Linked DNA regions of Homo sapiens: all the other regions are linked to region 2. Evidence: chromatin loops called from intact Hi-C (ENCODE). Cell type or tissue: endothelial cell of umbilical vein. All regions are shown on one strand. Each heading gives the region's core, and the rest is flanking DNA. Links, peaks and the distances in the headings are about the cores only.

Region 1 (10,506 bases), core at 1,515-9,514, 64 kb after region 2:
ATGAAGTCAAAGAAAACATTCCATTTTGCCTAATGAAACTAAGGTGGGGAATTAGGGGTGGCATTTTAGAACACTCTACGTATAGGCTTTCTATGTGAGGTCTAGCATGTGCGAAAGGAGAGAAGGGATTTGTGTCAAAGAGTCATAAAGTTCTGTTCCACCTGCCAGATAATACAGAACAGAAAAACAATGAAGAAAAGACTCAGATAAGATCAATACAAAGTGTCAGTGTTCAAATAAGTCCACGTTCACATGTTGGTTTTTTAATGCTATTAGCCTACACTGCTTGACCTTAACAGTTTTTCTAACAAAGTAGCATGGGATAAAGCCCATTTTCATGCTCTATGTTGAGTTTTTTTGTTTTATTTTATTTAAATGTTTTCGTGATGTAAGGAGATCTGTATGCCTCTTATGATTATATTGTAATTGACTTTGATGAAAACAGTAGTTCACAGAAGGGACAAGATCATTTATTGGGAGGACAAAAATCATTCTTTTAAATCAGATTTCTAGGCTGCCATGTGAAGCATTAGAAAGTTCTCATCTGCATCTGAGATTCATTGCTAAATTATAGCACTCCACCCTTGAAAATGAAATAGCCTGTAGGTTTGTTATGTAAATGGGCAACATGACTCTGAGCTACTGAGACGATCAAGCTGACTTCCCCATGCTATGACTATGCATGTGTTTATGGGTACGTACATACACATCTATCTTTATATAAATCACTAATAAGATGGGCAAGTGTCTAGCATGCAGTAGATGCTAAAACAAATGTTGAATCTTTGTTACTCAGATAGGTACATGGACATGAAACTGCCTCAAAGAAATGTGTTAAGGCCTAATAATGTGAATTCAAAACATTCAAGAAATAAATATTTTCACTTTCCCTTTTTCTTATTCGTTTTCCTGTTAAACTATAATCTTGACACCTCCAATAACCTTTATGAGATTCTAGTTTCCTATTAACTGAAGGATAGTGATGCACTCAAAGTCACCAGTTACTTGGAAATTTGTTCCTTATACTTCTGTTTACCTGTGTTTTGGTTAACTGTTTTTTATCTAGCTTCCTCATTCCAGGTGCAAAATACACTGATGTTACTGGAGACAAATTATGTGGCAACGCTTTTTTTTAGAATAACCCCATTTTTGTCAGTGTCTTTTAACCACTCAGTTATGTTGTCTTCTGGTTGGGGGACAGCATGGGGAGTGTGGACACGAACAAGTAGAGGGCACACTGTCTAAGAGATCTTCTCTAAATAGCACTTCTTGCGCGGCGCGGTGGCTCACGTCTGTAATCCTAGCACTTTGGGAAGCCGAGGTGGGCGGATCACCTGAGGTCAGGAGTTTGAGACCAACCTGGCCAACATGGCAAAACCCCGTCTCTACTAAAAATATAAAAATTAGCTGGGTGTGGTGGCAGGCGCCTGTAATCACAGCTACTTGGAAGGCTGAGGCAGGAGAATCGCTTGAACCCAGGAGGCGGAGGCTGCAGTGAGCTGAGATTGTGCCATTGCACTCCAGCCTGGGCGACAAGAGCAAAACTCCATCTCAAAAATAAGTAAATAAATAAATAAATAGCACTTCTCTCAGCTGGGCTTTGGGTGGTTCTTTGAAGTTAGCGGTTTCCTCTGATGAGGGTCAGGAGTACTGGTGTTCTAAGTTGCTGATAAAGAAAGATTCATGTGGTCTGGAAACCAAGATGTAGGCAGTGGGATGTCACAAACAGGGGAACTGCTTCTTTTCCTGGACGGGAGCGCTCAGCATCTCCAGACAGACCACAGAGATAACTACAAGTAATGCCAGAAGTTTCCACAGGAAGCTTCGATGGATCTTTTCCAGCACATGAACAATTGCTCAATTAAATCCCCAGAGTTCCATGCCATAAAGAAGGGCAGAAACTATTCTGGCATGGAAGTTTCTCAGGGCAGGTGTTATCCATTGCTGGCTGTGGCTTTAGAAAAGTCTGGCGTTTCCACAGATCCCTGATTTTGGGCCACATGTTGCCTCAAGAAACTCATAAAGATAAGTATGAGTTAAAATACATTCCTAGGTACCTGAAGGGGTTGACTTGATCTAGGAGGTTGTTTGATAGACCAATGGGATCCATATGAAACAGGGATTTTAATTTAGTTAATATTCAGCCATTTTATTTAGGAGTACTTTGATACCGGGATCTACTGTCTGTAAAAATTACTTTTAATATATTAATTTAGGCTGGGCTCATGCCTCTAATCTCAACACTTTGGGAGGCCGAGGCAGGTGGATCACCTGAGGTCAGGAGTTCAAGACCAGCCTGGCAAACATGACGAAACCCCATCTCTACTAAAAATACAAAAAATTAGCCACGCTGATGATGCGCACCTGTAGTCCCAGCTACTCAGGAGGCTGAGGCACGAGAATCGCTTGAACCTGGCAGGCAGAGGTTGCAGAGTGAGTCAAGATCGCACCAAGGCACTCCAGCCTGGGAAACAAAGTGAAACTCTGTCTCAAAAATAAAATAAAATAAAAATTTAAAAGATATTAATTTATATCATCAGCAATACCAGAAAAGCATATGTTAATTTAGTATCTTTGAAATTATATACCCAGCAAAATATTCTGACAGAAGCAGGGGGAGGGGAAGTGATTCCCCTAGATGTTGGTGATAGTGGGCATCTGCCACGTGCCAGGCAGCAAGCCAGCCTCTTCCACAGCACAGCACCGAATGCACACACCCTGCCTGTGAGGTGGCTCGTAGGCTTTCCAGTTCCACTCACGAGGAGCCTGAGGAGCAGCCAATTAAGTGATGCCAAGGTCATGCAGTCAGTAGGTGGAAAAGCTAAGCCTCAAACGCAGATCTTCTAACTGAATCCAGTTTTTGAGATAGTCAAATCCAAGAGAAACGCTGGAGAGGACTGCTGGGCATAACCAGGGTATTTGACACACACATCATCTCACAGATCTGTGACCTAATGGTAAACCCTCCATGACCATTCACTTAGAGCTTCTACCTTTGCTTCCACTGTTTAAACTGATTTTTTAAAGAAAACTATACCCTGAGATTGGTGCCAAATACTAAGTTTTCCTCCCTCCAAGAATTTCTTTCCTCTCTCCTGCTAACTTCTATTCCCGCCTAAGGAACGCTAATCCTGGGCCCCTCATTCCCTGCCTTTCGGAGGCATTGCAGCTGCCTGGGAAGAGGGGAGGAGGAGGAGGCTGGTGAAGAAGAGGGAGAAGGAGAAGAGAGACTGAGGGATGAGGGGAGGAAGGAGGCGAGAGAGATCCTTAGTGATAGTATTCTGATTGGTCAGTAATAGCTTCAAGGGAGGCTCAGCCTCTGTAGCACCTATGGTTCAAAAAATCATGAGGCTGTCTGTTAGGCTGTTCTTACATTGCTGTAAAGAAATATCTGAGGCTTGGTAATTTATTAAGAGGTATAATTGACTCACAGTTCTCCAGGCTGTACAAGCATGGTGCTAGCATCTGCTTGCCTTCCAGTGAGGCCTCAGGGAGCCCTTACTCATGTCAAAGGCAAAACAGGAGCAGGTGTATCACATGGTGGCAGCAGGAACAAGAGAAGGGGGGAGGTGCCACACACTTTCAGATAATCAGATCTAAACAACAGCACCATGCCATGCATGAGGGATCCACCCCCACGACCCAAACACCTCCCATCAGGCCCCACCTCCAACATTGAGGATTACAATTCACCATCAGAATTGGAGGGTCAGCATCCAAGCTATATCAGGCTGGGACTGTGAGAAATGGAAGGTCAGAGATTTCAAGGTCGTCTAGTCCAATCTCTTTTTTACAGATAAGATAACTGAGATCTGGAAAGAGAGATGACTTGTCTAGGGTGATACAGCTAGTCACTAAAATGGATGTCATTATTGCATCATATGGAGATGTGTAGATTTTAAAGCACTTTCACCACCTCACTTTATTGCCTCACAACAATCCTCCGAGATGTTTGTCGAATGTCACGTAAGCGTGTGAACAGTTCCCTTTTGACTGTACCATTGTAGAGGGAACTCATAGATTACGTAAGACAAACCAAATGTCTTCTAAAACTGATTTTGATTCTATAATTAGTTTTCCAAATGAGGAAACTGGTTCAGAAAGGGAAATGATTGGCCAAAAATATCATTGCTCAACTAATGATTGCATGAAATTCAGAGCCCAGGAAAATTTCTGTACTTTTTATTCAGAAAAAAAGATGAGACAGGCCTATAGGACTAGATGACCCACACTGGAAAAAGTTCAGTATTGAAAATATATTTTGGATGACACTGACATTTATTCTTGAGAGTTTTTACTAAGTTATTGCATATTTGAATATTATAACTAGTTATATATTTTAATATAATTTCATTGAACCTATATGAATCCATTACCATTCTACATAAATAGGCTTTTGGATGTTATTTAGGTCATTTGGTATAAAAGGATATATAATATTTATGAGCAAGGGTAGAGCTAGAAAAAATTTGTGAATTAAGAGAAATTTGTATTAGTGTATCTTTTGCTTATAAATTAAAGATACAAGTAAATTAAAGATGTAAATAAATTAAAAATGAAAAACTCACCTTCATGGAAAGATAACTTAAAAAAAGGTAAGAAGACAATTTACAAATAATACATTTTAAAAATTTGTTTTTCAGGATCTAGTTCAGGTTCAAAATTAAAAGATCCTGAACTGAGTTTAAAAGGCACCCAGCACATCATGCAAGCAGGCCAGACACTGCATCTCCAATGCAGGTAAGTGGCTGTGTTGGTTTGGGAATAATCTAGTTGCCATGCCTAAGGCAAAATCATTCCCTGGCAGAGTAAAAAGGTAGGGACCTCAGTGATCTCCTGTGATCTGCAAAGTGCAAACCATAGGCATCCAGCTTCCCATGAAAGGGGATTCATGGGGAAGGGAGAGCATTACTCACTCAGGGAAATGGGGGAAGGGATGCCCAAATAGTTCTGCATCTTTATTCTGAGTATTGTTCTACAGCTTTTCTGAATGTGTTGCTTTCCCGTAAAGAGGAAGATGACTACACTTAAGAGAGGACCTCCGCTTCCTAATAAAATGAATGCTGAGGAACTGGTGCTGAGCCTAGGGCCCAGCCATAAATATGTTTTGTTTTCTTATCTGTGATTGCAGGGGGGAAGCAGCCCATAAATGGTCTTTGCCTGAAATGGTGAGTAAGGAAAGCGAAAGGCTGAGCATAACTAAATCTGCCTGTGGAAGAAATGGCAAACAATTCTGCAGTACTTTAACCTTGAACACAGCTCAAGCAAACCACACTGGCTTCTACAGCTGCAAATATCTAGCTGTACCTACTTCAAAGAAGAAGGAAACAGAATCTGCAATCTATATATTTATTAGTGGTAAGACTTCCATTTTCTACATTCTGTTTGCTTTTGCTTTGCAAATGAGTCATAAATCTACCCTGATCCATTGGAAAGGTTGCTTTCCTAGTGAGTATGAAAGAAACGGGTTAGGAAAGAGATTCCATCCTAGTTGTAGACACTTTCGTGGATGTCAATTTTAACCAGAATTGTCAAGGCCCAGTTAGTCACTATGTGCTCCACAAAGAGAGAGACTGGTCTGTATAGGTCACCTCTGTACCCACAGCTCCTAGCACAGTATGTGGCCCATAGTTGGATGAATAAGTGAATAAAAGGATTTTAGTTCTATTTCTTAGTTATTGAGAAGCCCAAAATAGAATACATGATTTTTGTCATTTAACACAGCTGCATTCTCTTATATGTTGGAACTGTAAAATACTGTTGTTTCTACTAAATTAATAAACGCAATGTTGCTGTTATCTCGAGTGTTATATAACTGGTTCCAATGGACAATGTTGTATTATTTCATGTTCACTGAGGAACTACTATAATGACATGAGAACTGGCACTGACCAAGATACAGTGCAAAGGGCAAAGGGCAAAAATGAATCATGTTTGATTCATTTTTTATGGTACTCGTAAAAAAATCATTTTCATTCATTCATAATTTTTATGATACTGTTCTTCCTTCCTTAGAGAATGAACAAATGAAGTAACATTCAAAGGGGAGAAATGCAAAATCTTTTAAGAAGTAGAAACTCACAGTAAAATTGGAACCCTGAGAAAGAATAATAAAAATGGCCTGTCACTTTCTTCTTCCTTGTTTAGTTCCAATTTTCAAATCTTGAGGGGATTAAAGAAAAAAACGCACACACACAAACAAGGCTGTAGAGAACACAAAGCAATATTAGTAGGCACTTCAGGCACAGAATCAGGTTTAAAAAAAACAAAAGAAAACAACCAACCATCAGCATCAATAGCTAAATATACATTGTGGGTCTACCTTCTGGTGAGGTCAGGAACTGGGTCTTTGCATTGGAGGTAGTACAATAGAACTAACATTTTAGTGAGGCAGTTCTTTTTCGTTGTTGTTTGTTTGTTTTTTTGAGATGGAGTCTTGATCTCTCACCCATGCTGGAGTGCAATGGCAGCTCACTGCAACTTCTGCCTCCCAGGGGCAAGCGATTACTCCTGCCTCAGCCTCCTGCGTAGCTAGGATTACAGGCGTCTGCCACCACTCCTGGCTAATTTTTGTATTTTTAGTAGAGACTGGGTTTCACCATGTTGGTCAGGCTGGTCTCGAACTCCTGACCTCAGGTGATCCACCTGCCTCGGCCTCCCAAAGTGTTGGGATTACAGGCATGAGCTACCGTGCCTGGCCATGAGATTTTTTTTAATTTGTGAAATAAGGCAACTAGACAGTGTTTTTCCCTGAGCATAACATGTACATATCCAAATTCAGGATTAGTCTTAGGAGACAGCAGAACAGTTGCCTGTTATTGACAGTAACCTCTTTGTAGCTGCTATCAGCCTGATTTTGACTGAGCCACTTTCATGTCCCCGATCCTCCAAATTCTGTTTTGACATTTTGTGCTTGTCCAGGGGGTAGATAACTGTAAGGGACTAACCATCCAAGCAGTTTGCCGTCAAGGGATGCAATCAGCTCACTTCCACATATGAGTGGGAGGTAGGCCGGGGAATTTTGCTTGGGGAAGTCAGCCCACTTCTAAAGCAGGGATGAAAGGATGGTAGGCAGGAATGAGGAAGGGTAGAGAAGGTGCAGCATTAAGAGCAGAGACTTTCAGAGAGGTAATTTTGCAGCTGAGGGGGAAAGACAACACGCTTGATAGTGGTGGAAAAAGCCATGTACTCAGCCATCTGTTCTCTTTCTCTAATTCCACGTAGCATATTGTGTTCTTTCCGACATCTGTGGAGAAAGGAAAACACTGCAGTGAGTCACAGACTGCCCCTGTCTCTATAGGGGAGTGGGAGAAAAATTTATTCATTCTAATATTTTCATAAAACTTTCTCCTATAGGTTTATCAGTCTGACTTGCAAATTGAACACTTAAATGAATAAAAAGAAAACCATCTCTTTTTTTCTAATAAATAGTGTTCAGCTATTTTCACCTTTAACTCCTAAACTATTCAATAGACATCATGGCTTTATGAAGCCAGGGAGTGCAAGCCTCTCCACTCAGTCCCCTACTATCACAAAGGAGAGACACTGCTATTTAGAATTAGTTCCATTTCAACTATACAACAGAGCAGATCTGGCAAACAATCATGACTTTGAGTGTCAAATCCATTGTTAATCTAAGCCCTGTGATGGCACGGTCCATGTCTGTCCTGGTTACTTTTATCTGCAATGTGCCTCCCTGGTACAGTGCCTTGCACATATTAGGAAATCCATAATAATTGCTAAATGAATAAATGAATGGATTAACAGGTGCTTTGTGGAATACTATGTTAAAATTGACATTGAGGATAAATTCCAGGCTTAGTGGGAAAAAGTGCCATGATTGATTATTGATGTCTCTTGTGGGATTGTCGGGGAGCAGTGGCCGTTAGGTCATGTATTTATCATGTCTGCCTTCCTGTAATAGTCCACAACCATTCGCAGAAAATTACAAGTTCCAATATCATAAAACACTTGCATAATTTGTTGGACATTAGGAAATTATCTATCACTTAGATTGTTTTTGGATAAGGAAGGATTGTGAAATGCGTTGTATTTCATAGATTATTATGGAATACACACATATACATACATACATATACTACGAATATTATATGAGCTTGGTGGAAAAATTGTTATGATAATATTATGAGACCACTATTTTTAAATAGCACTGATACTAAAAGATATTGGAATCAATAATGGTAACCATAGAAGAGCCTTCTGAATCTTGTTTGCTAATTAATTTAATCAGCAAATATTTAGGAAACAGTTACTATGAGCCTGTAACTGTACTACTATGAACAGTAACATCTATTTTGTTATTTGTTTCCTGTTAGGGTGATATTGGTCTCATAATCACACCTTATTAAAGTCCAAGGTAGCTGTGATATAATCCATTAAACAATCATAACTTTTCCGAGGAGTCTAATATTTTATGTCTCTCTCTCATTATTTTATTAACTCTCTTTCTGAGAAAATTTGATCTTCTGCTTCCATTGTTACCGAACACTTCCATGACAGGTTTATTTTAGTTCAGGAGCACAAAACTTATCTCTGATGACTCAGAGCATTGTCTCTGGCATTAATAAAACTCCAACCATTTCCTAATATACAGCTGTGATTACTCGCTAGATATTAACTTGGTTATCATGTATTTATTATTGTTGAATATTTACTTTAGAATATGTTTGGGGGATTTCAGCCCCAATAAGCATCTGCAGATTATTGGGATTTCATTTTATTTTTCTCTAAGGATGAGTAACCCTATGTAAACACATCTTTTGAAAAGGTAGATTTGTAGTCTAATAGGGTTTTAAGAAAAAGAATCAGGAGTATAGCTCTGTCTACATGTCACAAAACCCAGCATGTAAATTATGAACAAACTCTTACTTAGGCATTATTGATTGCCTGCTGTGTAACAGGCGCTGTTCCCACCTGAGCACTGATTAGGATGTAACATCTGATATGTAATGTACAGAAAAATCAATATCAGCACTTTATCATTCCAGCTTGTATAAATCCACCAAACCTCTAGCATAATGTATTAAATCAATTTAAGTACCCAAGTAATTATATTTAACTACTTTACTTAATTACCGAATTATCTAGTAAATTTAAATTTCCGCTAATATAATAATTTCTTACATTTGTTTCTTTTCACTTAAACAAATGGTTTCATTTACTTGATGCCATTTAATCCTCACAACCATCCAATGAAGCATCGTTCTCTTCATTTTACAAGCAAAGGACCAAGAATTCACTTCACATTAGGGCTCTGTGGGGAGTCATGGGAAAGTGCTCGCACTGGAATAAGGTGGTCAGGTTTTCCCTTCACATTCTCAGTGGCAGGAGGAGGTCGGAAGGGGCAAGACTGAGGCAGGAAGGCCAGATAGGGGCCTGCTCTGTGCATCAAAGCAGGTGGAAGGTGGTGTCCTGAGTTCACTTTGGTCGTGGTGGGGAAGGAGAGTTGACAGAATTGGGGGATTCGTTGGCCTTGGTGATCAGAGGTTGAGTGGCTGAGGGAAAGAGGGGAATCAATGTGACACTCAGAATCCTGGAAGGGGCCACTTGGTCCCACAGCCAGGTGGAGGTTTGCCACACTAAATTACCTTGATGCAAAGGCACCATCATTATCATCATTCTCTCTGGATATACCCTTGGTATGGCTTTTGAATCATAATAGTGGAAAATATGATATGCATTTGTAAAAATTGCTTTGTTAAAAATGAATTGAATCTAATTATAGCTACGAAACACCAGGTCATAAACAAAAACAAATTACAAAGCACCTCCTAATTACAATAGAGTACAATTCTTCTATTAATTTCTAGAAGAACAGTAATGTTGGGGCCATTTAAGTGAACTTCATCCCCTTGGAGAGAGAAAGGAGCACTTTTGCACTTCTTTTCTGACACTCTGGTGTACACAGGAAATGGGCTCCAGGTCAGCCTTTTCTCACAGTTAGAGGATTTCATTGAAAATATTATTGTAATATATGAGTTATGACTGTAAAGTAAGAAAACTGACCAGACGAGTTTTTTAATGGCATCTCTGAAGTAGTTAACACTTGTCAGTATCTTTAATTTAGTTAGCAAGACCTTAAACTTAGGGTGTTGAGCTCCCCACACTGTGAAGTTAGCTTATATCTCTCTCTCACCAGCCGTAAGCTTCTAGGGCCTATTTAAATATAATATCTCCTCTTGAAAAATTACAATCGAAAAGCAAAATGATGGGGCTGGGTGGATCCCTTCTAGTTCATCCCTGTAAAAGAAACTCATCTCTTCTCTTCTGTTTCTCTTTACTTGATTATTTTCCTCTTTGGCTCTATTAAAGTCAATGGGTTGGAGCATTTTTATAAGAAATTTTTCCGCAGTTGATTTTCCCATATGCATAAAACTCATGAGATTTGCACAGCGGCATAATCTGAGGTAGAAACATTATCGGACACATTGGGTATATAACTGAAAGCAGTAGAATTTCTAACAACTTAGATATTCTGGGAGAGAA
Region 2 (10,506 bases), core at 931-8,930:
GGACTGCCCTGGCCTGAAGGTGGAGCTTCACTGGGGAGTTGCTCCCTTCTGCCCAGGAGCCTGTCTGCCTCCCACGGCCAGCCATGGTACCCAGGCTGCTGGCACCAAAGGGCACCTGCAGGTTGGCACCCAGCTGCCCTCAGTCCCCCTCAGCTTCTCCTCCCGAGCTCCTCCATTCCCAAAGTCCAGAGGGGGCCAAGGAAGCAGGGGGCTGGCACGTCAGCATTGCCCCCAGCGTGTGCACACCCTGCCAGGCAGTGACAGTGTCAGGGCTTGGCCCCAACTCTGAGATCAGAGCAGGGAGAGACCAGGCAATGGGAGTGGACTCCTCTGAGCCTGCAAGGGCAACAGGGCAGGGCTTCCCAGGATCCCCAAGAGTGCAGGAATGCCTGGGTCTGCAGCCCTGGTTTTGGCAGCTGCAGCTGTTGGGGGTGGCTAGTGGGATGGGGGGGTTGGGTTGGGATGGGGAGGTGGCTGGGGCTCCTACCTGCTCTGTGGAGCTGGAGGCCCAGATCCAAAGCCACAACTTGGGCGGCTGCAGCCCAGCCCAGGAGGGCGGGGCTCCTGCCTACTCCAGGCTCCCAAGAGCACAGGGGTGCCCGTGTTGCAGCAGCAGCTTGGGCAGACACAGTTGCATCTGCAGAGCTCCTGCCCTCCCAACTTGGAAGGAGCATGGCTCCCGCTTGTCCCTGGCTCCTGCTGGCTCTGTGGAGCACAGCACCCAATCGCTCTCCCTCACAGCCTAGGGCAGGGGCTACAGGTCCTCGCTGGGTCTTGGCTGGCATCTATGGCAAGGTCAATGTATCCATTGCTGCAAGCTCCCCCTGTGGCCCCGGCACTCAGAGGCGTCTGGAGCTTCCCCTTGCCTGGCATACAACCTGGCCAAGCATCATCGTGCAGCCCCCAGGGCAGCGGGTTGTGGGGGAAGTGGTGGGGGTGCTGCTTGCCTCCTCCCTGTGCCCTCCCTGCAGTGGCCTGTGTGATGGCAGTGGCCACACCAGACAGCTGGCTGCTGCCATCAAAACCCGCCACCAACTTGTTCCAGCACCCAACCCAGATGTCTCACACCGCGTGGCGGGCATGAGAAAGCTTGAGTAACATCTAGAAATCTAGACACTCTATATATCACTACTGAGCTAGGGGTCAGAGCATCCAAGAGAAATGAGAATATCAGCCTGCTATGAATTGTATTGAGTAAGAAGTTCCCCCACACTCTCACCGCATCCCCCCATTCTGAACCCCTGCTTTCACTAATCAAGGAACATTACATAAACTAATTCACATACAGCTAAAGATTATTGAAAAGACAGACTAGTATGAGCTCCTGGAGTGGCCCAGCTCACATGAACAGATTAATAATGTGTGTAAGTAAAGCATATACCCTATGCAGGGGAAATTGATGTGGGGGGTGCCTAAGCCTTAATGTAAGTTATAAATCTCATGTAGTGCAGTTTGGGCAGTGCTCAAGAGACTGTGAGAAAGACAGGTGTGAAGCTGAACTTCTTAAGTGATCCTGTTTGGGCAGTGGAGACCAGCAGCCTGAAAACTAGCTGAGTCTACAAAGTAAGACAGGGGTGAATCACAAAGGCCAGTCCTGCTGGGCCCAACCAGTTCACAGAAGGCAAAGGACTGCTTTGGTCACTCCAAATCCAGGTGGGAGAAATCAAGGGCTACCAGGTAAAAACCCTGTAGGTTTTTGGTTCTTCTCTAAGAGACAGGGTCTCACTCTGTTGCCCAGACTGGAGTGCAGTGGCACGACCATAGCTCACTGCAGCCTCGAATTCCTGGGCTCAAGCAGTCCTCCCACCTCAGCCTCCAGACTAGCAGGAACTACAGGCATGTGCCACCACGCTCCGCTAATTTTTAATTTTTTTGTGTGGAGATGGGGTCTTGCTGTGTTGCCCAGGCTGGTCTCAAACTCCTGGCCTCAAGCGATCCTCTTGCCTCTGCCTTCTAAAGCATGGGATTACAAGCGTGAACCACTACAGCCCGTATGTATTGTTAACAGACATTTTATTGTGCCCATGGAGTATCTGTAGTTCTCTGGTTTGGATTTTGGTGCTCCTCCCCTTCTTTTTAAACAGGGGTAGAGATTTCCTTTATATTAGAAATTGACATGAAACCACGGGTGTAAGGGTGGTTTGGGTCGCTGCCTGCTCTAATCCCAAGGAGCAAACCTTTGGGAAAAAGTTGTATCCTCGGAAAATTCTGCAGCCTCCTCGTCCAGAAAAGCCACTTGGTCTCCAAAAGGTTTCCTGCAGTGCTGGGGAAATGCGCCTCTTACCCAGAGAGGCAGCTGCCTATCGCTTTCAAGGACAAAGTTTGAACGTAGTGTGTGGTGTGGTGTGTGTGTCGCTCATTTCCACCGGGAGAAACCCCCACGGATAGTCACCAAAGGGAAGGAGACTGCATCTGATTTTCTCCGCCGGCCCAGGCTCCGTGCGGCAATTCTTCGGTTCTGTTGTTTACTTCGCCCCACCGCCCCCCACCTCCTAGTTTTTGTTCAGCCCGGGGAAGCCGCGCCGCAGCGCCTCAGATGTTATTTATCTTTTCCTGCGAGGGGCTTGTGACAGTCCAGGGTGTTGTGTATCCTGTGCGATTGTTTATCGCCCGGCCCATGCGGTGGCCTGAGCAGCCTCGCGCCGGCACTTCACGTACCGAACCCCGGGACTACGTGAGCCGGCGGAGGGCGGGGAGGTGGCGCTCGGGCGCCGGCGTGAACCCGCGTCCCCCGGAGCCCAGCGCCGTGTCCTCAGGCCCCGGCCCTGACCTCAGGGCGCTCAGGTGGAATGGCCCCGCAGCTGCGCGCTGCTCCCGCGCCCCCGCCTTGCCCCGCGGAAATCGCCCCCGACAGTCAACCCGACCGGGCGCGCGGCGCCCCCGGCCGGTCCCCGCCCGACCCCGCGCAGGGCACAGATCGGGGCGCACGCGTTACTCGTATCCGGTCACCCGCGGGTCAGGCCGGCCGAGCGGCTGGGCTCAGGGGGTACTCCTACGTGCGCAGCCGCCACCCGGCCTGGCCGCCCAGACGCCCCCGGGGGTTCGCGCCGGCCAGCCCAGCCCGAGCCTGGCGCCGCGCTGCGGCCGCTGCTCTCCACTCGGCTCCGCGGGCGCTCGGGGCTGGGCGGGTGCACTGGGGGCGCGGGGTGGGCAGCAGGCGGGTGGACATGGGGCGCGGGTTGGACAGTGAGCGGGTGGACAGGGGGCGCATGGACATGGGGCGCAGGGTGGACAGCGGGCGGGTGGACATGGGGCGCGGGATGAAGGGGGTGGACTGGACGCGGCGCAGGGTGGACGAGAGGCGTGGCACTTTCGAGTATGCATTTGCCCTTGGCTAGCTGCGGGTTCGAAACGAGCCTCTGGGGAGACTTTGGGGAGATTTTATTTTCTTTTCCCTTTCCCTTCTCCTTTCTTTTAAAAAATTTCCTCTTCTGTTCCATGCTTTTCTTTTCCCCCGTTTCCCCCTTTCTTTTTCTTTCTCTTTTTTCTTTTGAACGTTTTAGACAGCTAGGTCTCTTTTGCCACTTTGGGAGCCCGCCAGGGGAGCAGAGGCAGGGCAGGAAGGGACAGTGCCCTGCCTTTACCAGCCTATTCAGCCTCACACACACACACACACACTTTCACACTCACGCACTCATACACTCACGCACTCATACACACACGCACACACACCACACACACACCACTCATGCACAAACACACCTACTCACACAGACACAAACACACTACAGAGACACACATGCAGACACACACAGACACACACACCACAGAGACACACACACATACACACTCTCCACACACACACACCACACATGCACATACCTACCCACACAGATACACATACTACGGAGACACACATAGACACACTCCCACACACACCACACATATACACACACCCCCAACACACAATCTCACACACAGACGTACACCACACATGCACAAATACACCCACCCACACAGACACACACCTCACACAACCCTATGGGGAAGGATCAAACAAACGCGCTCACGGGGCCGGGGTCTGTTTTCTCAGGCGTCCTTCCCCATCGCCACATTGTTCGCGGGACAATGGGCTCCTGTGTCAGTCTTGTTGGCACCAGCGTTGTACGATGCAGGAAACAGCATTTCCTGTCGGCGCTGGAAAATTAACTTGGATCGTGCTTTTCCCTTTTTATTGAGAATCCGCACACACCCCGGGAAACCCAAGCTCCCGGCGAGGGGAGGGAGCGGCAGCAATAGACATCCCGAAGGCTCCCGCGGCGTCCGTCCCCTTCCCGCTCAGCTCCCGCTCCCGCTCCCGCTCCGCCAAAAGAGGAAGCCCCGGCCTTAAACAATGAGATGGGGCTGCTGTCTCAACCGTGACCCTCCCGCTGGGGCCATCGGGACCGACCGTGCCAAGCCTCCGAGCTCTCGATCTGTTGGGAAGGGGAACTTGGCAGAAGGGGCTCCCGACTGCCCAGAAACCCCTACCTCTGCAGCTGCTAGCTGTCTGCTCAGAGCATGCCAAGCTTGGGCAATGGGCTGACTTGTCTAGGTCGTCCTCACATTTACAAGTCTGAACAACATTTGGCCCCACAAAACTACTAGTTAATATTCTCCTATTCCACTAAGTACTTCTATTTTGGTATTGGTATCATTCTGCCCTGAATTGCTGCATATAGTGTCCTGGGTGCTCTAGTGGAAGAGCACTAGATTGCAAACTCGGAGAGGCAGGGAAAGGTCTATTTTGTTTCTGCATTTTCTGGGCTTAGAGGCCTGGGCATTTCACATAGTAGGTTCTGTATCGCTATAAATGTATATGAAATATGTAGACATTCTTGCCTCTCCTGGACACCCCTACCACCATATCTTGTTCCCGTTTGCACGCTGGGAACACTATCATCTGACTGTTGAGCATACACACAGAATTTGCATGTATATATGACATGCACACTGTTTTATATGTACCACATGTGTGTACACACAAACATGCTACACACATACAATATGTGTTTAGTAACTGCAATACCACCACCATCCCACGCTCCCCACCCCACCCTCGATGAGAAAGAAAATGGAAGCTATGTGTGAAATCTGTCATAGATACGCTGTCCTTCTCGTTAATCTCTTTTTGCCACAGACAAACTCTTCAAACATTTTGTGTGATTTCAATTTTGGAAAATGTTACTTCCCATCACATTTTAAACCTTCAAGTTTAGAGTTTATCATCATGACTACCAAAAGAGAGAAGGTCGAAGAAGTGCTTTGCGGACTTTCTAAGCTATATATTGGTAGGGCATAACTAGTATTGGAATTAGAGATCAGTTCTTAGCAGTGGCCTCTGACCCTTCAGATTTAAATCTTTGCTTTTTGCCTGACCACCCTCAGCTGTCCTTCCCATCTTCCCCAGCTGCAAGACTTAAGGATCTGTATAACAATATTTAAATATTTAAATCCCCTGGGGAAGCACACTAAAAGGAACCCTCTGGGACTCTTTATAATGTGAAAATCATCCTCTAATTGCTTCACTCCCAGTTGCTTAGTCCTCTGCCCTTTGCCCAACAGAGCTGAGTCAAGCCAGCAGTAAAAGCCAAGGCCACTTAGTGCTTCTTGAACGGATGAATGAATGAATAAATGATCATATTCTATTTTTTGTTTACATGTAATCATGTTATTTATATTTATTTATTTATTGAAATGGAGTTTAGCTCTTGTTGCCCAGGCTGGAGTGCAATGGCACCATCTCTGCTCATCGCAACCTCCACCTTCTGGGTTCAAGCAATTATCCTGCCTCAGCCTCCCCAGTAGCTGGGATTACAGGCATGCGCCACCACACCCGGCTAATTTTATATTTTTAGTACAGATGGGGTTTCTCCATGTTGGTCAGGCTGGTCTCGAACTCCTGACCTCAGGTAATCCGCCCACCTCAGCCTCCCAAAGTGCTGGGATTACAGGCATGAGCAACCGCACCCGGCGTTATTTTATTTATAAGCTTAGGGGAAAAAATTATAGCTCCTGGTCTGTAGAAATAGATTTGGGGAAAACGAAGTGGAACAATCCCTAAATAGTATAAATTGGGCATATCCTAATTGTTTAATACATATCTTTAATAATGAAAAATGTAGTTCACTCCTATGCTTAGCCAAGATGAAGTGAGAGTTAGGGCAGCAGAGTGTATAAGACCCTGTGATATTGTGAGTTCACCTTCTTGGGAGAGTTCTCTCTGTTTTTGCAAAATGCTTGCTGCCCCTGAGAGCTGTGTTGCTGTGGCTTTTACATATAATGTGCTACTTTGATTGGAACCTACTGTAGTTGTTATCTTTTTATATATGTGTCCCAACTAGATTGCGAGCCCCTTAAAGGATCGCCTTATATCTGCAAGGCTTGCACTGTTTTCTGCCCCTAGAAATAGACAAATAAGTGTCTGAGGGTGACGATGGGACTAGCCTGGTCATCCATGTGAAATGAATTCAGAGGTCAAAAGTCATCATGGAGCAAATTAAATGATGTCTAATGCCCTCCAGTGGCAGTTTTCCAATGGCATTCCATGGATGTGCTTCAAGGGATCAGTGGAGGAGAGTCTTCTACTACAGCAATTTTAGATTTGAGGTCCAGCTGCTCTGGACATTTTTGCAAACATCTACCTCTGAAGAATGACAGCAATGGGCAAAGGCAGGTTGCAATCCCAAACCAATGAATAGTGGAGGAAGATATTCAGGAGTGAACTTCCCCTATCATCAACTCTTATTTTTTTTCTGAACATAGTTTATATTCTATGAATGAGAAAGAAAAGAAAACGTTTCAGAGAAGAAATGCTCAGAGTTGGAGGGGAGTGGGGAAAAGGGACTCTTTGCATCTTTTGTTCTCTTCAACAGAAATAGCTGTCTGTCCCCAGCAGCTCCAGATGCCTGTCTCCATCTGTCCACACACCCTACTGGCATTTCCAATTCACTTTATCGCTGCCAGCACAGAGGCAGGTTAGTCCCCACAGTCTTCTCACAAAAAGATTAGCAGAACTTAAACTTAACAAGGCAGAGGCTTATTGAGTTGTGTTTCTTTGATAACCTTCAGCTAGGAGGTCTCCAAGGCTCCTCAGCATCTAGCACCTGAAGAATGGTTTCAGCTCGCCTTCACCTTGCCTTCTGGTGGGCTATTCATGTTGGTTTACCTTGTGTAGGTTACTATGGACCTTTTATTTTCCCACGCATTGCTGAAACTATCAGGAAAGCTGTTCCTTGTCAATAGAGGTCTATATGAAATAAATCAGTTCGAGGACTTAACGACAAACTATCCCTTGCTACTTGAGGTGTCCTCCTCCCTCCCCATTTCCCCGCTCTATTCCTAGACCTCAGATCTGGTCCTGGTTTCCTGCCCAGTGATCTTCTTCTAGGGCCTTTGCCAGGTCCCTTTTTCTAGATCTTTCATCCTGAGGCTGGGGACTGGTTGCTAGCCCCACAGCTGCCTCCTGCCTACTATTACACTTTCCTATGGAATATGCCCACCCAGATTTCTTAGCATGCTGTTCTGCCCACATTGTCGGACATCCTTTTATTCATCTTAGACTCCTTTTCCCATTGCTGATTAATTTCCTGGACTTGAAAAGATTATGATCAACTGTGGACGCCCCTCTGACATGAGCATCGTCGGCAGGGTCGCCTCTCCCGGCCTCTGTTCCGCTCCTTTGCTGGGGCCTTCCTCTTTTTCACTTGCTGCTGCTTTTGCAACGGTCTGACCACTTCCCCCCTGGGACCCAGTGGCAAGCTCAAAAATCTCTCTGAACAAAGGTAGATCTACGTTAAAAAAAAAAAAATCAATAGAGAGTCCTAGTTATGGCACCTTAAAAAAAAGAAACATGTGAATCCTAATGAGGTTTGAAATACCTAGGGATGTTTGCGATGGCCTTGCGGGTTTGTTTGCGATCGCCTTGCAGGTTTGGGTCTGCAAGGCTAGATTCCAGTCAGTTTGTTTCCTCCTGGAATCCTGCTCACAGTTTAAGCAAGCTGCCACATTGGAAGCAGGTGAGCAGTAGTACCTTAGATTTTTCAATGCCTAGATTCTCCCGTAAGTAAAAATCACTGAGTCCAAGACTATAGCATGCCTTTAATAAATTACACTTATAAAAGATGAAGTTCTTCTCATTTATTTATTTATTTATTTATTTATTTTTGAGGCAGGGTCTCACTGTCATTTCCCGGGCTGGAGTGCAGTGTTGTGATCTGGGCTCACTGCAGCCCCAACTTCCTGGGCTCAAGAGATCTGCCCACCTCAGCCTCCTGAGTAGCTGTGACTACAGGCACGCGCCACCCCTCCCGGCTAATTTTTTGTATTTTTAGTAGAGATGAGGTTGCGCCAGGCTGGTCTCGAACTCCTAGGTTCAAGCGATCCACCCACCTCCACCTCCCAAAATGTTGAGATTACAGGCATGAGCCACCACGCTGGGCCAATGATGTTCTTAATATAGAAACTCAATGTAGTAAACAACATTCTTTAAAAATCTTAAACATGAATTTTTTTTTTTTTTTTTAGGCAAGGTCTCACTCTGGAATGCAGTGGTAAGATCTCAGCTCACTGCAACCTCTGCCTCCCGGGTTCAAGTGATCCTCCCACCACAGCCTCTTGAATAGCTGGGATTACGGGCACATGCCACCACACCCAACTAATTTTTGTATTTTTAGTAGACGTGGGGTTTCACCATGTTGGCTAGGCTGATCTTGAACAGTTGACCTCAAGTGATCCCCCTGCCTTGGCCTCGAGAAGTGCTGGGATTATAGATGTGAGCCACCGCACCCAGCCAATAAAGTTCTTAATATAGAAATCCAATGTAGTAAACATTCTTTAAAAATCTTAAATGTGAATTTTTTTAATTTTTATTATTTTATTTTATTTTATTTTTTTAGCCAGGGTCTCACTCTGTTGCCCAGGCTGGAATGCAGTGGTGTGATCTTGACTCACTGCAGTCTCTGCCTCCTGAGTTCAAGTGATCCTCCCACCACAGCCTCTTAAATAACTGGGATTACAGGCACGTGCCACCACGCCCGGCTAATTTTTGTATTTTGTATTTTTTTCTTTTTTTGAAACAGGAGTCTCACTCTGTCTCCCAGGCTGGAGCACACTGGCCTGATCTCGGCTCACTGCAACCTCCGCCTCCCGGGTTCAAGTGATTCTCCTGCCTCAGCCACCCAAATAGCTGGGATTACAAGGCCTGTGCCACCATGCCCATCTTAAACTTGAATATTAAAGAGCAATATGTTGACTTCCTACTGGCAATGTCTTATAATATTTTGTTTAAACTTCTGAATAGCTCTACCCTGTCCTAATTAGTTTAGGGTCTGTAAATTAGTTTATACTGATTTAATTACTTAAAACATGATTTAATTAAATAAAACATCTGGAAAAGATATAGTAATAAATACAATTCAGTTACCTTGTCACCAATCTGTAGCTGTTTTCAGTCTCTGTTTCCATGTATATATTTGAGTTGAAAACACCTTTCTCACACATCTCAAACCCCTCTTGGCTTTGGTTTTCAGTCCTGCATCATTCTCCACCAGACTCTCCTCTGTATAAGCTCTGGAACATTATAACAGAAAGGCTGTCCTCCACCAGTGTAGCGGGAGCTATATATATATACACACACACATATATATGGCTTCCTTGTCTCTCTCTTGCCCTCTTTGTTTCCATCCTGTCTTAGTCCGCTTGGGCTTCTATAAAAAAACACCATAGACTAAACACCATAGGCTAAGGATTAAACAACAAATATTTATTTCTCACAGTTGCAGAGGTGGATGTCTCAGATCAGGGGGTCAGCATGGTCAGGTTCTGCTAAGGGCTCTCTTCCTGGCTTGCAGATGACTGCCTCCTGGGTATGTCCTCACCAGGAGAAAAGACAGCAAGGGAGCTCTCTGGCCACTTCTTACAAATGCACAGTCCTATACGTGAGAGCTCCACCCTCATGCCCTAATTATCCCCCAAAGGTGCCTCCTCTTACTACCATCACATTGAGATTAGGGTTTGAACATATGAATTTTGGGGGAGACATAGACATTCAGTGCATTATGCCTCCCAATGGCCCTGAACAAAGAGGGAGAAACAGCACATGCAGGCAGCAACATGGAAACCACAGTTGTCTTCTTGCCAATCAGAAGATTTTATATTTTGGCCATGTTTTTTAACGATTTGCTATTTGATACTAGAGTTCATGTTCAGATATCTGATATTCTGGTATACCCCTCTGAGTGTGTGCGTGCACACACACACACAAACACACACACCTCATCCCACCTAGGGCAAACCAATTCACAGACTTGACTGAACCAGCAAGATTCAGTCTTTTGAAAATTTAAACCATGAAGAGATACAAGCAGTGAGTTGACAGATGCAACATTGTAACGGGAGCATCCTAATGACTATAAGTACCATCCGTTTACAACTTGCTCATCGCATTGAGCACCTGCATGCCTTTTCCTTCCTGTCACCCTGTGAGAGATGCACTGTTTTTATCCCTGTGTTGCAAATGAGGAGACT
Region 3 (10,506 bases), core at 1,081-9,080, 200 kb after region 2:
AACTACAAGAAAATTTTTTAAAAATGCCCTTTGGGGAAAGGGAGTGGAGTAATGAGGAAGGAAGGGAGGAAAGAAGGTTCATTAACTGAAGGCACATTATCAGACGGGTCTAAGAAAGAGCACTTGGTTGGGAAAGGAGGGGTTGTGTTAAATTAACACTCTAACTGCCAGGATTTATAATAGTTTTAACCAACCAGTGGTATTCTGTCATTTCCCCTTCCCCCAAGAAAAGCCAAAAAAAGACTGACTTACTTCACTTACTCTTCTTTGGGTATATCATGCTGGAGGTGCACCATTTCTCTGGGTTCTATTGAGCTGTTTCCTGATGTGCAAAAGGAGGTTCCCTGATATAAAAGGCAGCTTAGGTACTCCAGGGAGTGCCCTCCCTAAAGGGCATCAATCTCAGGGTCTCCATCCCATGGGCCCCTCTAGTTACCTATGACTAGGAGACTTGCTTTGGGCAACCCACACATTCCTGAACACCACTCTCCATTCTGCAGCAATATTCAGTAATAACAGATAGCACCAGGCACCAAGTTAGGTTCTGGGAAGATTCAGACATGGTCCTTGCCCCCCAGAGTAAAGGGGGGCAAGGACTCCCTGGGTCATTCTAGGATAGGGAAAGAAACATATTAACAGTCATTATAGCATAGCATTATGGGGACCATGAAAGGAACCTTGCTTAGTTATTGCATTTAGCAACTACCTCTCTGGGGTTGAAACAAATCACTACCAGTGGTTGACCAGGCTCCTGTGCTGAACCACGAGGATTTGTAATCTTCACCTAAGACACATTAGAAAGACTGGAAATATTTTGCCTGGTAGGGAAGTCGGATAAATGACTTAGTGATTATTTTAAAGTTATGAGCATTATTATAATCCACAGTAGTAACCACCATTTTCTATTTCTCCCTTTTTGCTGAAAACAGATGAGAGAAAAATGACTGTAAATGGAAAAAGAAAAAGAGCTTAGGTTCCACACAGGGAAGTCTTCTTGGTCATAATGTTATTAAACAATGGAAGAAACTACACGGGACTTGGTCCCATCTCTCCTACGGGAGAACGCTGTGGAAAGGAAACTGGACATCTACCTTCACTGAATGCCTTCTAGGGACTTACTCTATCTTTGAAGGATGTGGGGCCTCAGGAACAGAGTTAAGAGTTGAAAGGAAGAGACTCCAGAAATAAGTCCCTTACTTTGTCTCTTTTAGGGTTAGTTCACTGGAGATTCCATGCCTCACATGCACACATAGGAAAAGGCATTTCCTTCCTGAAAAAGACTTAAACTCACCCTATTGCCTCGGCAAACAAACCAGTGTCTTCTCTTCATTACAGGCAAATCACTTGGAAGAGGGGCTTTTGGAAAAGTGGTTCAAGCATCAGCATTTGGCATTAAGAAATCACCTACGTGCCGGACTGTGGCTGTGAAAATGCTGAAAGGTATGTATGCTGTAGTTTGGCTTTCAACTGACCCATCACCATTTTGCATTTCCTAAATGTTGGTACAAGTTAGATATAGCCTGGGAACAGACACAAGCTTTTCTGCTCTGGACACATAATTTTCTTCTACTGCTAGAGGCCTCTTTGCTCACGAGTTTTAGATTAGGCCAGCACGAGCTCAGAAGAAACCTTGTAAATGGAACAATCCAGCACTGTCCATAGGAAAATGATCTCTGTCACCTCAAAGGTCTTTCTCATCTCACATCACAGACTGTAGACAACAAGGGACTTAAGCCCATTGTAACTGCAGGTTCAGATTTTGGCATGATCTACTGTGATGTTGTAATGGAAACTTAGCAGCACATTCTAAATCCCAATGGCTTTGCTTGGGCTTGACCTGACTATAAAGTAAAACTATAAAGCTAGAACAATTGAGTTGATCAGAACTCTAAACTATTTTATACTAACTACCTCAGCCATAAAACATTTCCTCTTTAGCAGTTTAAAAACCTGAATTATCTTTCTAGTGTTGAAAGATACTACTACTCTGTGAAGCACTGGGAGGTAGAACCAAATCACACAGTGACTTATGCCCAACACCAAAGACAGATTGAAAATGAAAATCAGTGAAAGCTGTGTAAACCACATGTCTCAAAGACTCACAGGTCCTTTACAGTGTAGAAAATACTTCATTTCCTCATCTGTAATGGAATTTTATGATGCTTCAACTCAACAGAACTGAAAACTCAAAAAGCAGCTTTTAACTTTCCAAAGTCTCCAGGATACTGCTGGGAAATTTTGAAGCCCAGCAAGCTGTGAGTCCAACTACACGGGTACCTAGTACAGGCTCCAGGAGAAAGGGTTGTTTGCTTAGGGAGACGTCAAAGTTCTTAATCTTCTAGCAATAACTCCATTATTTCAAAAGCCCCATGTAAATATATTTTCAACTTCAAAAGGTTTACTCCTCAAGAAAAAACTAATAAAACTCTGCAAAGAACCTGCCAATTCTGCTCTGAAAGTAGTCTGGGAAGGAGTTTGGTATCCACAAGTCAGAACTTTTGTTTGGGGTAGACTTCCCAGACGAAGGCAGGTATTTCTGTCAAAATAGAGGCATGCTAGCACCCTCCCTGCAAGAACCCCAGATTCTGAAGAGAAGAGGCATCAACATGTCTTCTATGTAAGAAAGCACCAGACTAGATACTTTCACTTATTAGGCTGAACCACACAAAACAGCCATTTTTCTTATTTCCTCTCAACAGCTTTGTGAGGTAGACATTATTATCCTCAGTTTGCAGATGAGGAAACATGGCCAAGAAAGGTTAAATAGCCTCTGCAAGGCCACACAGCTGCTCAGCGTAAGTAAGGGTTTGTGTGCGAAAGTCTTCCAGCTTTGAATGCAGTGCTCTTTCCTCCATACCAGTGTGCCACAAAAGAGGGGCTGCAGAGACCTGGCCTCCTGGAATTGGCACACTGCTCCAAAACCCTGAAGATGATCCTGGCCTAGTTTATGGAGGCAATCCAGTATCCAACCTAGAGATAGGTGGAAACTAAATCTGGAAGCAACTGTTTCCTCAGCTAGTCCCGTTTCTCTGCTTGCTGCCACACATTGTCCTCTAGGAGAGGCAGCTCTGATATCCACACTAGTCTGTTGTGGGTCCAAGATAATACCTGTGGCCCTGCCTATAAATACAGCAAGCTGAACCAGCACCTGGTTTTTTTCCTCCAAAGAGGAAAGGGTTATAGGGAGATGAATGAGTTTGAAAGAAGATTCTGACTTGAGATTTTTTTTTCTTCTAAGAGACAGGGTTTTACTCTGTCGCCCAGGCTGGAGTGCAGTAGCATGATCATAGTTCACTGCAGCCTCTGCCTCTCAGGCTCAAGCAGTCCTTCCACCTCAGCCTCTCAAATAGCTGGGACTAGAGGCTCACACCATCACACCTAGCTAATTCAAAAAATTTTTTTTTGTAGAGACAGTATCGCCATCTTGCCCAGGCTGGTCTCAAACTCCTGGGCTCAAGCAATCCTCCTGTCTCAGCCTCCCAAAGTGCTGGGATTACAGGCGTGAGCCACTGCACCCAGCTGAGATTTTTTTAAAAGGCTCAGAGAATCTCTTCTATGTAATACAGATTGCATGTGTAGTGTCTTCATAAATGCCTATTTTTTTTTTTTAGCCATCAGCATTGATTGTAAAAGACTGCCAAATCATCCACTCTATAAAATTCCTTTAAAAAATTTCATTCAGCTTTCTTGCTTAAATTAATTGGCCATCTGATTCTGGGAGATAGAAAAAAGGCATGGCCCGGCGTGATGGCTCATGCCTGTAATCCAGCACTTTGGGAGGCCGAGGCCGGCAGATCATGAGGTCAGGCGTTCGAGACCGGCCTGGCCAATATGGCAAAATCCCATCTCTAATAAAAAATACAAAAATTAGCCGGGCGTGGTGGTGGGCACCTGTAGTCCCAGCTACTTGAGAGGCTGAGGCAGGAGAATCGCTTGAACCCAGGAGTTGGAGGTTGCAGTAAGCTAAGATCACGCCACTGCACTCCAGCCTGGGTGACAGAGCGAGACTCCGTCTCAAAACAAAAGCATAAAGTGAAACAAAGGCCATAAGTCAAAAGCTCTTTCAAAGTGTCCTTGAGCAAAAATATTAATCTTTTTGGGCCTTACACCCATGCCTGAAATGAGAAGAGTAATTGTGTTTATTTATTCCAAAATATTTGTTGAGCATCTACTGTGAGCCAGCCCTAACCCCATGCACAGGATTTGGAGTTTATCTAGTTATTATTAAAAATGATTTGTGCTTATGAAATACCATGTTGGTATCTACCACAATGTTAAATGCACATACCTCTAACCCACTTCCAGGACACTGTCCTACAGAAACACTTGCATGTGTGCACAGAGATTACACACAGACTATCACAGTATTATTTGTAATAGCAAAAAGACTATAGACACTCTAAATGTCAGGGACACCATTAATCAATTAAAAAGAATGGGCTCACACTGGCCACCATTAACGTGGTTAACCTGCTGGGTGTGGTGGCTCACGCCTGTAATCCCAGCAGTTTGGGAGGCCAAGGCAGGTGGATCACCTCAAGTCAGGAGCATGGTGAAACCCTGTCTCTACTAAAAATACAAAAATTAGCCAAGCATTGTGGCACACACCTGTAATCCCAGCTACTCGGGAGGCTGAGGCATGAGAATCGCTTGAACCCAGGAGGTGGAGGTTGCAGGGAGCCGAGATCGCACCAATGCACGCCAGCCTGGGCGACAGAGGGAGACTCTGTCTCAAAAAAAATAAAAATAAAAAATAAAAAGAAATAAAAAGAAGAGAAAAAGTCTCTGATTTATTAAAAGGGGGGAAATAGATTTTTTAAATAGACTATATATAGTCATATATATCATATATATATGATATATATATATATATATAGGACCTCTGATTGAATATTTATAAATGCATAGAAAAAGGTCTGAACACCAAACTATTAACCATGGCTGCTTCTAAGAAGGCAAGTGGGTCGGAGTGGCTTTTGCTTTTTATCTAGAACATTTTATTCCAACTCATATTGTTGAAATATTTTACAGAAAGATTATTTGATTTTTATATTTCTAAAAATAATTTAAAATTTTTAAATGCCTTGCATATTAACTAATAAGAACAAACAGAACAAACTCAATTTAGGCTTTAGACTCTGCTAATTCTTGGACTGATAATGCTTATCTCTGAGACTGAAGTTGAAGTCAGATGCTATGGATCCTCACAACCCAAGATAACCCTGTGAACTCCAGAGAGGACAGGGTTACAGGGAGAAAATAACACATTGCAAAGATGTTTACAACAGTAGCCATTCTGCCCTGGCAGGCCCCTTGTGCTCCTTCTCTGTGACTCCCCAAAGGGAGAAGGTGAGAAGAGGGGACGTGGAGGTGTACTCCCTGCCTGGTGGGTTCTTGCTGCACCTGGTTCTGACAGAAGGGAAGCCTTTGGAAGGCACTTTCACGAGGTGCCCAGCTCTGAGTCAGCGCATTGCTGAAGAGAACTAGGTCCACCAAGAGGAAATGTCCAGTGACTAACCCCACTACTGTGCTGGGCCTTACTGTAATCAAAAGGATGTTGGCTCAGGAGGGTGGGAGTAATGAAAACAGTCTGGAGACTTGGCCTTTCTGCAGAATGTGGGGAAGTTAGTGAAGCAACCGGCTGAGCATTGACAAACAAGGAGGGCAAGAATGCCGCCTCCGGCGGAAGGAGCCCCATTGTCCTGTCGCCCTGACTCTTCCTTGCTTCTCACACAGAGGGGGCCACGGCCAGCGAGTACAAAGCTCTGATGACTGAGCTAAAAATCTTGACCCACATTGGCCACCATCTGAACGTGGTTAACCTGCTGGGAGCCTGCACCAAGCAAGGAGGTAATGGAGAAGGGGAGGGCCGGCTCCGTCTCCCCCTGCACAGGCTGGGAGAACAGTTCTCTGCCTTACAGCTCCTTCTCCCCCGCACTGTGCTTCCTCGCCTCCAGGAAAACGGCCTCCCTAATAGCTCTAGAAGAAACAGCTTGTGCATCTACAGAAGGGTGCTCCCATAAATCCCTTCCCTGTGCCGTTAATTTAAAGATTCTGAAGAGGACTCCCTTTTTGATCTCCTTCCACAGGCTCTAGGCTAAGCAGAGGGCACTTTTCTCTCAGGATGGGTCTGAAGGAGTGTGGCCAGAGCCAAGGTAAAAGGTAGAAGGTTGCATATTCCTTGAGGCTTCACCTAAAGGAATGAATGAATCACTACTGGTAGGGTCCCAGGAGGAGGTGATGTGGGGGCCCTTCCCTCCAGATCCACCATGCAGATAGACCTTACCCAAGGGGGTAGGGACAGAGCTGTGCTTTATGATTAAGAGCTCCAGCATGTTGTCGCAGACCTTTCTTTCCGTATGGCAGGGTTAGGGCAGAGTAGATGTGTGATCATTGTTTGAGCCAGCAAGGTGCAAAGAGCTGTGCAAGCCAATGTTTTCCCCAGCTCTCAACAGAGGTAGCAGAGATGAAGGGTAGCTGGGGAAGACAATCTGCTAGGGGCGGAGGTGGTTAGAGAGGAGCTAAAGGCTGGGGAGGCCAGAAACAGTCGGAGGGACCTCGACACGGCCCCGCCTGCTTCTCCATCATCCCCGGATAACGTTTTATGAAGTTCTCTGTCGTGGCAACCTCATTCTGTTTGCCTCAACTTTGCATCTGTAAAACTGATCAGGTATAATGAGACAGCTTACCCTCATGTGCGGCCGTCAGCTCCGTGCAGCTGGGCGCCAGCATGGAAGCCCCTCTGAGGACGGTGGCTGGACCCCATGCGGGAGCCGAACTCTGCGGCATCTGCCGCCGTAGAGGGGACATAAAAAACTCTGGAAGCAACTTCCCGTTCTGGAACCTAGGGGGAAGATGAGATGCTGTTAGGATTTCTAGCGTGTTCCTCGTACTAAGAGAAAACCACTCCACCAGGACCAGCCCAACTTCTGCAAGGCACAAAAAAGAACTAGTGGCTTCTGGGCTCCCGGCATGCCCTGGGCAGCGGCTGGTGAAGCAGCTCCGGGGTCACTCCCCTTTGACCCAGAAGTGGTCCTTGCTTTGTGGGCTGCATGCCCAGCCCAGGCATGCAGTGGAAACGCAGGGCAGGAGAGAGGAGGCCTTCAGAGTGCAGCTGGACTTCCTTCCCAACCCTCTTGCTTCCTTCAGACCGGGGTCGGGTTGGCAAACCAAGGTCAGCCTGTGAGCTTAAAATGGTTTGACCTTTTTAAAGTTGGGGGAAAAAATAAAAAATAAAAATAATATTTCATGATATGAAATTGTATGAAATTCCAATCTCTGTGTTCATAGTTTTCTTGGAGCACAGTCATACTTGTTTGGTTGTTTCCAGGCTACAAAGGCAGAATTGAGTAGTAGCTCCTTGATCTGCAAAGCCTAAAATGCTTACTAGCTGGACCTTTACAAGAAGAGTTTGCCGATTCCTACTGTAGATCCTCTGGCAAGCCCCAAGGCAAATCGCGCAGACACTGCTGGCGAGAGACGGCCAGGTAGCCGTCTCTGTCGTGGTAGGGAGGGAGGAGCTGCTTAATAGTTCCAGGACTGGTGTGACAGTAACCAGAAGCCGCTCTACTCGCAAGGGTCTGGTTAAGAGGCAGGGAGGCTGGCTTTTGCCTCTCCCCTCCTCAAACGTATTTCTGTCCTTCTTCCAATCTTTTCTCTCTAATGCTTCTGCACTGCCCCTCACCTCCTTTTTTTTTTTTTTTTTTTTGTATTTCAATTGTATTCTTTAAACCCCTTCTTAGGTTAAACTGAAAAAGTCACCGTATTCATGGGCCTCTCATCCCTAAATCGCATCCCTTCGCCCCACTAATACAAAGGCTGGTTGGTTTGAGGTTTCTCAGGCAGGCTGAAGGCTGGCAAATGGCTGACTGGCTTGGTGTGGCTGAGCATGAGCATGTGCTGTTTTGGCTGCAGGGCCTCTGATGGTGATTGTTGAATACTGCAAATATGGAAATCTCTCCAACTACCTCAAGAGCAAACGTGACTTATTTTTTCTCAACAAGGTAAGGATTTCAAAAGTTGGAGGTTTTTAAAGATAGCAATGAGTTTTCATTTAGTCTGTAACAACATAAAGCAAGAGAAACCTGTATTGTGTTGTTAATGATTAAACTTAAAACTCAATCTCTGCTTCTTCTCCTTTTTTCATGTTTTTTCCCCTGATAATCTGTTACACTCTAGTGTGGATAGCACAGAGAATCATTTGATCCCTGTGTGCGTATGCAGCCATAATTGGAGAGTAAATCTACTAGCCACTTATCTAAATATCTAACAATAACTTTCTCTCTTTCTCCCCCTATATATGTGTGCATGTGTACATACACGCAAACATACATACACAAGTCACTTATTTCTTTAAGGAAGATAATAGTTAATATAATTGTCTCCATTTATTAGGTTAGATTTTGACTAAGGCTAAATCAACTGAGTGACTTGACAATCAGCAGTAGACCAATGATGTGGCCAGGGCCAAAAATCATTATCTTTCTTTTCCACTGCCCTTTCCCCTACTTCCTGACACCCTCACTACCCATGTCATCCCTACATATACTCTGAACCAGCCTTATTAAATAAAAGCTGTGTAGTAAAAGGAACATGTGGACCCAAGACCTAAGGGCAAACAAGGTTTAAAAGAGATTATTGGGCCAGGCACGGTGGCTTACGCCTGTAATCCCAGAACTTTGGGGGCTGAGGCAGGTGGATCTTGTGAGGTCAGGAGTTCGAAACCAGCCTGGCCAGCATGGTGAAAACCCGTCTCTACTAAAAATACAAAAATTAGCCAGGCGTGGTGGCCCGCGCCTGTAATCCCAGCTACTAGGGAGGCTGAGGCAGGAGAATCGCTTGAGCCTGGGAGGCTGAGGTTGCAGTGAGCCGAGATCAAGCCACTACACTCCAGCCTGGGCAACAGAGTGAGACTCCGTCTCAAAAAAAAAAAAAAAAAAAAAAAGAGAGAGAGAGATTATTGAATGGAGGAGAAATAATTTACTAAAACTTTGCCAGTGTGACATATGGCACCAATACTGTGTCCTTCTCTGAGCTGAAGAAGTCCAGGGGACAGTGATTCAACATTATTAACCAGTAATCAGCAACACTGGTGATGAACCCATGTAGTGTGGTGGTTAAACATTGAGACTCTGGAATCAGACTTCCTGGATTCAAATCCTGTCTCTACTTCTCATGAAATCTGGGAATGCAAATTACTCAACCTGTCTGTTTCAGTTCCCTCGTTTATTAAATGAAGCTTATAATAGAATCCAGCTGATGGGATTGTTGAGAGAATAAAAATCTCTCAGTCAAACATTCAATAAATGTTAATCATCACTGTCACCACCACTGTCATCATCATCATCAACATCATTGACCTACTAAGATAGAAAAATTGGGTGAGTCCAACTTCGTACCACTGATCTACATGGTGGATAAAATGTCTGAAATCCAAGAATGATGCCCATCTTTATAATGTGGGCAAGAATCTTCACACACAAATAAGAACCACTGGACAGCTGGCCAATTTTCTCATCCCTCAAACTTTGATCTAATTAAAGACAGAGATGTTCTACCGGACCGGCAATATATGCAAGAACATCATTTTCCCCAGGTTTAAGTCAGGTCCTCTAATAATAAGAACCTTTTTTTTTTTTTTTTTTTTTTGAGACAGAGTTTCTCTCTCTGTCAGTCAGGCTGGAGTGCAGTGGTGTGATCTCAGCTCACTGCAACCTCCGTTTCCTGGGTTCAAGTGATCCTCCTGCCTCTACCCTCCCAAGTAGCTGGGATTACAGGAGCCCGCCACAACGCCCAGCTAATTTTTGAATATTTTGGTAGAGACGGAGTTTCACCATGTTGGCCAGGCTGGTCAAACTCCTGACCTCAGGTGATCCGCCTGCCTCGGCCTCACAAAGTGCTGGGATTACAGGTGTGAGCCACCGTGCCCGGCCTAATAATTAGAATCTTGAAACTGAAAGGGATCTTTGTGATCAGTTGGTTCACACTCGCAGGCTGCAGATGCGTTCAGAGAAGTCAAGTGATTCGCTTAAGGACACACACCTACCATGAGGTGAAGTCAGAAGGTGAAAGAACTCAGCTCTCTTGACTCCTCCTCCACTGCCTTTTCTGTGCACCACACTAAATGAGGTGAAAAAAGCATAAGAAAAAGTGGAAAGTGGTGCCTTGGGCTGAGGGCAGTACAAATTCCCCTTAGTACTGAAATTTTGGACTGGCTTCAGGAAGAGCTAAGCCAGCAGAATACCCTAGGGACCTGGGCAGGATGGAACGTTTGGGTTTGTGCGTCCTTTGTTTTGAAGAGTTTGCTTCCTTCTCTGGCTATATTTAATGATTTGCCTCCCTGTGCAACTTGGTGGAGCTTAGTGTTTTTGTGGAAAATCCATGGCTGTCTTTCATATTTGGAAGATAAAGGTAAAGGAAAGGCAAAACCAAAAGGCTAAATTGAAAATGGAATACTTCATTTTCCAAATAAATTAACTGGGATCCTTAAATATGGTTTGTAATAAA

The links. Peaks named below come from ENCODE experiments on the same cell type or tissue, not always from the same donor. Only the 100,000 strongest peaks of a DNase experiment are listed, where the experiment ranks them.
Region 1: it touches region 2 in a loop (3-fold over the local background); 5 of 110 quality-filtered maps call a loop at or near these places.
Region 3: it touches region 2 in a loop (5-fold over the local background); 8 of 110 quality-filtered maps call a loop at or near these places.

The regions. Positions count from the first base shown.
Region 1 is chr13:28,461,755-28,472,260 of GRCh38, reverse strand. FLT1 (fms related receptor tyrosine kinase 1) reads left to right here. Exons shown (of 30, transcript NM_002019.4): 2 at 4,644-4,740; 3 at 5,132-5,358. Among named protein-coding and RNA genes, the nearest start is that of FLT1, 28 kb to the left of the region's middle. RefSeq lists a silencer at 4,763-4,994. In endothelial cell of umbilical vein, for the core only: no CTCF peak of the experiment used is centred there; DNase peaks (open chromatin) are centred at 5,050, 5,900, 7,220 and 8,580; H3K27ac peaks cover 4,418 bases.
Region 2 is chr13:28,525,035-28,535,540 of GRCh38, reverse strand. LOC124903142 (a long non-coding RNA gene) reads right to left here and starts at 4,201. Exons shown (of 2, transcript XR_007063737.1): 1 at 4,011-4,201. RefSeq lists enhancers at 858-937, 948-997 and silencers at 2,543-2,692, 2,743-3,112, 4,175-4,469. In endothelial cell of umbilical vein, for the core only: no CTCF peak of the experiment used is centred there; DNase peaks (open chromatin) are centred at 2,590 and 4,020; H3K4me3 peaks cover 2,155 bases; H3K27ac peaks cover 2,016 bases.
Region 3 is chr13:28,324,959-28,335,464 of GRCh38, reverse strand. It overlaps FLT1 (fms related receptor tyrosine kinase 1), which reads left to right. Exons shown (of 30, transcript NM_002019.4): 18 at 1,336-1,440; 19 at 5,737-5,850; 20 at 7,915-8,003. Among named protein-coding and RNA genes, the nearest start is that of FLT1, 160 kb to the left of the region's middle. RefSeq lists an enhancer at 6,872-7,372. In endothelial cell of umbilical vein, for the core only: no CTCF peak of the experiment used is centred there; DNase peaks (open chromatin) are centred at 1,774 and 5,564; H3K27ac peaks cover 3,951 bases.